Regions from separate parts of the Homo sapiens genome. Here region 1 is linked to region 2. The links are chromatin loops, found by intact Hi-C in ENCODE. Cell type or tissue: dorsolateral prefrontal cortex. All regions are shown on one strand. Each heading gives the region's core, and the rest is flanking DNA. Links, peaks and the distances in the headings are about the cores only.

Region 1 (2,816 bases), core at 80-2,579, 50 kb after region 2:
CTATAAGTTTGTGCATACGTTTATGTCTATCTTGTGTCAATGCTGCCCAAAAAAGCTAATTGTTTATTTTGCTCTCATCCACTGTAGTTTGAGATAAACATGGTTTAGGGTTATTAAATCAGACATTAGATGTTATCTATAATCTAGATTATACCACCATATATTTGTTTATAAGTTGCTTTCACATTATTCCTTACTTGTTTCCTACTAAATTATCTTTTTTGTTTTAGCTAGTACACTTCTACATTTTTTTCCAGGATAAAACTACATCTGTGGAGGGTACTCAAATGTTGGTTCAATTAAATAAATATTTTACCTAATTAACTACACTATAGATTCTCATTGGTGACTATTTCTCTTCTTTTGACATTTGGTAAGTAACATTGATGATACTTTCCGTAACTTAAATATTTGATATGTAGTGTTTTGGGAAGGTCTGAAACTACCAGTAATATGAAAAGTCTGAACATGGTCACTAACAATTCTCAACAATACTCTCTATGGTTGGATTTGGGAATTTTTTTCCATTCCAGAGACATTAGAAAATACAAAAATTATACATGAGAGTTTTAAATAAAGGATTTTGGTTACTTTTCCTTTTTTTTTTTTTCTTTTTTGAGATGAGCACTTGCTATTCTGCCCAGGCTGGAGTACGATGGCTATTCACAGGTATGCACTACAGACTTGAACTCCTGGGGGCAACCCATCCTCCTACCTCAGCCTCTGCAGTAGCTGGGACTGCAGGAACACATCACCAGGCTTAGGTCTTTTTACTTTTATTGTGTATGTATTCTATAAAACCATTATGTATTTGTTTATATTTTCCTTAAAGGTTTTTCTTATTCTTAATGTTTCGATGTGTAGTCTTCCAAATTTGCTTTTATGCATAGATGCATTTTTTCATAAAAATGTGAGTGCACGCTTACATTCTATTGTAATTAATTTGTAGGCATAATATCTCTTCATAAAGTTGCTCATTTTTTATTGAATGGACAGCTGATGAGGGTGAGGGTGGACAGGGTCTCACTATGTTGCCCAGGCTGTTGTTTGGCTTTTGCGTTTGTTGTTCTTTCTGGATGATGGTACAGATCTTTGAAATATTTGTATATTTCTTCAATATTTTATATACTAAGGAAAAAGAAACATATGCGGACAGCTAATTAAAATGTCCTTTTCTTACTTAAGTAGGTTGAAAAGTATGCCATATAATTTTTCATGACTTTGACCTTGGTGGTAACTTCTTCAAAAGTCCGAGCAAAGGCTATACTATTATTACTTTGCTTTGTAAGCCTTTACCATTCATGGTTTCCTCAATGCTCTAAGAAGTCCTTATAAGTATTGGCAAAAAATCTTTGTAAGAATTTCCTTTCATATAAGAATAGAGTCTTCCCTATTATTCACAGGTCCTCAAGAAAGGTGGATAAGTACCTGTGCACCCCAAAGACCAAGGCTTAGTTGACATAAACATATCTCTGGATATACTGACCATGGCTCCCCACTACTAATTTCTCGAGCTGTTTAGTTGTGAGTCAGTATAAGGTAGTGGGATAGACCTTTGATTATGAAATTGGACACAGAGTTGGAGTCCCACTTATGCAACAATTTAACTGCAATTATTCACTTATTTGTCTTCTTCCACTACATGGACAAAGATCGTGTTTTATTTGCCTTCCTATCCCTATCACCTGGCACATAGCACTCAGTTAATACTTATTTAATGAAGCTTGAATGCATCCCTAATCTTGGACAGCTCACTCACAGTCGTTCTGAACTTCACATTTGTCATATGTAAAATAGACTGGTTACTCCCTAACAGCATTTCCAGCTCTGACACTGTGCAATTATATGATCTGTGTATTCTGGAACCAACTTCCCAAAACAAACTCTCTTGTTTGGGCCATTGAGAAATGGCATTGAATTGTTTGCTTTATTATAAATGGCTTCTTAATCTCTGAATCATTCCTATTTAAAAGAGATTCAAAGAGCCTGCAGTATTGCTGTATATTTAGTGGAGAACAACTTGGAGAATTGCTTATTCGATATTTTATAGTTTCATGCAGAGTTCCTACTCCCTGAGAGCTTTGGCGATATTTTACATTACTTTTTAAAGTCATCTTCTAGCTCAAGAAATTTGGTACCTATCTGGTTTTATTGACTTGGCTACATTTCAACAAATTTGTTGGGTGACTAACAAGAGTTCAGAATGATTCAGATGATGGAATGGTGGACTACCTAGTATTTAAGTCATTGGAGAGGCCAAGACATCTGTCATCTATAACATTTTACAGCTATCTTTTACCGCTTTATAATAGAGAGAATTTGCTTGAAGAATGATAGATACGTAAGGGCTAGAATCATACCATCAACACTGTAGAAGGTTCGAGTGGGAAGGATCTGAGGTTTGTTGTGAGGAGCCTCAGTGGCTGCCTAAAAGAGAGCTAGGAATACAGTGGGGGAAAGAAGACTAATTAGGTAGGACTCCGAGTTATCCTCATTCCAGCTTCAACTGTCTCAACCAAGAGCAAACCCGTTTCTGTCCATTTCACCTGCTGATCTTCAGAATAAGTTTATTAAAAAATGTTCTGCTTCAAAATAAAATCTGGGCCTATTAATCTATTTCAACTTCTCATTTACAGATAGAGGCTCAGAAGGTTGTGATTTGCTTTTGAGAGAGGTCATTGAAAGATCTCCTAGACTGGGTTCTAATTTTCAAAGAGATTTGGAGGGAAAGAAATGTCAGAAGTAGCTGGGCGCGGTGGGTCACATCTGTAGTCTCAACATTTTGGGCTGGGCGTAGTGGCTCAAGCCTGTAATCC
Region 2 (2,816 bases), core at 41-2,540:
TGTCATATTTTTCTCTTGAAACCTGTCTCAGGAAGAATCAACTTTCTGAAGGAGACAGAATCATCATGCCTTCACATTCCTAAAGATGGGGTAACCTGGGTTTGTTCTTTCTCTCTCTATATATATGTTTAATATGGAACACTTCATGAATTTGTGTGTCATTCTTGTGCAGGGGCCATGCTAATCTTCTCCGTATCATTCCAATTTTTAGTATATGTGCTGCCGAAGCCAGCATGGGGTTTGTTCTTTCTGATCCCATTTGGTTCATTCATTCATTCAACAAATATTCCTTGAGCATTTATGACACTGGTTTTCAACCTGGTTACATAATAAAACCACCCAGGGAACATTTCCAAAATACCATTACCAGGTTTCACCCATAGATTAATGGAGCCCAGGCCAGGCCTGTACATTTCTAAAGCTCCTCAAGCAATTAAGATGCATATGAGGGTTGAACACAGCTGCCCCATGATATATTAGGTCCTGTGCAAACAAGAGGGGATGCAAATAAAAATAAATAATTGCTAACATTTATTGAGGGTGCACACTGTATGTCAGGCACTATTCTCAGTTCCTTATGGGTTTTAACACATTTAATCCTCTCAACAACCCTACAAGGTATTACTGTTTATAGACAAGAAAACTGAGGCACAGAGAGGCTAAGTAACTTGTCCAAGGTAACACATCTAGGAAGTGGCATCTGGAGTCCATCCTCTCTTTTCTATGGCCCATCCACAGTATCATAGTCAAGTAAATAATGAAAAGACAGGAGATATGTATCAAGAAGAACACCTAGAGTGACAGGTGGAGGAAGGAGATAGGGTCAGGAAGGCTTCCTGTAGGAGGTGGCAGTTCAATTAAATAGAGGAAAAATGGAAACCAGAGAGCAAAGTGGGGTACAGAGTTCCTCAGATTCCTTCCTCCCTTGTCTTGCTACACAACCTGCCTCCCTCCCCTAGTCCTGGGAGCTCTGTCCTCCCTCTTCTCCACACTGAAAACACTGGAATGCCCTCAATCATCCTTAATATGCCTAACATTTCAACTGGGAAGTCTGAAGTCATGCACAATTACTCATGCAATTTTTCCTCCAGACAATAGGTCCTTCTGTGTGCTTCTCATTCAAATATATAAAGCTTCACTCTGTTGTTTTAAAAAAGTCTTTGTTGTAGAAACAATTCACAAATGTGTCAAACACACATTGGTTCCCCACCCCCTTCTCTGTCCCCTCACCTGATTGGGATGCTAGCTTGCCAGGGACGTGTGCCCACTTGCCGACTCTGCCCAGAATGGAAGCTAGCCCTGCATTTCACATCACTTCTAACCAAGTAGGGCTCTAAGTTTAAGTTTGAGGTTAACCTCAGGGGGCATTTAGCCACACCTGCCACCTCCTCTGCCTGGCCTCATGGGTGGGAACAGACTTCTTTTGGAGAAAGGGAAATGCTTGATGCTGCTAATTAACTGTGGGAGGAAAGGAAGCCCTCTCCAGACAGCAAAAATACCAAAGAAGAACATTATAAAAAGCAGCCTTTGTACCAGCCAGCCACATCATTCAGCCCAGCCCAGGCTGGGGCTGGAGGGAAAAATAACAACTCTAGCAGCCACTAAGTTCCTGCATCCCAAGTGGGCACCTCAGGAGGTCATGCCCTGAGTGAATGTCTGCTAGAGGAGGGGGTTCCAGGACGGTGGCGGGAGTCTGGCTGCCTTCCCAGCTGGTTTTTGGCAAACCACAGGAAGCTGCCTGAAGCTGGCATGTTTATATGGTGACTTGTGAGACTTCCTTAGAATAGCAACAGGTCTGTTTCATAACTTAAAAGCCAAAGAGTGTGTGTCCATGGAGGTATGAGGTGGAGCTGCAGGACCTTACTTTAGAGTCTGGGTAATCTCACTAGGGCAGGTCGCTTTCCCACCCTGTGCTTATCAATTTAGGGGCTGATCCTCACTCTGCAGATGGGACTATCTTAAACAGAGAAGTGTCAGCTTCCAGCCAGCCCAAATCCCTGAGGCTTGATTGCTACAGGGCTGAACTAAGTTTGAGTATCTGGGAGACTCAGGGTTCAGCAGGGAGTCTGTTGGGGAGGGCTGGGGTTGCTTCAAGAATTGGGATTTGTTCACAAGTAGGAGGGCAGTCAGGCTTTTTGGCTGGGACCTTAAGCTCAAGAGGCTGCAGAATTTGGCTGCTGACCAGTACAGGGGAATGAGGTGAAACCTGAGGGTGGCCTGAGAATGGAGGATTGAGGAGCTTAGAATTTGAAAGCTGTCAGAGCTACATTGGAGGCTCTTGGAAGGCATGTTTACAGGGTCTGCCTTATTTTATAGGGGCTGGGACTGATTCCCAAGACTCTAAATTGCCAAAAGCAGGAAGTTGGGGTACTAGGATTTCATACCAGGCAAGTTTCCCAGTCTCTCACTCCAATAACATTTTTGCATCTGGGCAGACAAATGGGAGATTCCACCACAGTAATACCACATGTACAGGATCCTTGGCAGCTGCGCGTGTGGTGGCACATCCCTTTCCCTCCCTTCCTATTGATATAGGATCTCCTTTATAGATTCTTCAAGTGTCAGAACTGAAAAGATTTTAGAAGCCATGTAGACCAATTATTTTATTTAACAGGAAAGGAAACAGAGAACCAGAGAAAAATGACTGGCACAAGGGCATATAGCTAGTTAGTAATCACTAGTATTGAAGCCAGTTTTGTTGACAACCAGTCCAGGGCTTTTTCCACAACACCACGCCCTTTATAACAAATAACATTCGTATATCAGGGGCTTCTACCCATTCCATATTGTATTTCCCATTTTACTCTCTTCCATGG

The links. Hi-C counts contacts between places; a loop is a spot of excess contacts. Peaks named below come from ENCODE experiments on the same cell type or tissue, not always from the same donor. Only the 100,000 strongest peaks of a DNase experiment are listed, where the experiment ranks them.
Region 1: a loop joins it to region 2, with 3.0 times the contacts of the local background. A loop is called at or near these places in 7 of 110 quality-filtered maps.

The regions. Positions count from the first base shown.
Region 1 is chr11:86,101,079-86,103,894 of GRCh38, reverse strand. No RefSeq gene overlaps it. Among named protein-coding and RNA genes, the nearest start is that of PICALM, 33 kb to the right of the region's middle. In dorsolateral prefrontal cortex, for the core only: no CTCF peak of the experiment used is centred there; no DNase peak of the experiment used is centred there; H3K27ac peaks cover 668 bases.
Region 2 is chr11:86,150,646-86,153,461 of GRCh38, reverse strand. It overlaps the pseudogene RNU6-560P. Among named protein-coding and RNA genes, the nearest start is that of LINC02695, 41 kb to the left of the region's middle. RefSeq lists an enhancer at 1,596-2,096 and a cis regulatory region at 1,687-2,197. In dorsolateral prefrontal cortex, for the core only: a CTCF peak has its summit at 1,248; DNase peaks (open chromatin) are centred at 1,251, 1,641 and 2,075; H3K4me3 peaks cover 1,168 bases; H3K27ac peaks cover 2,500 bases.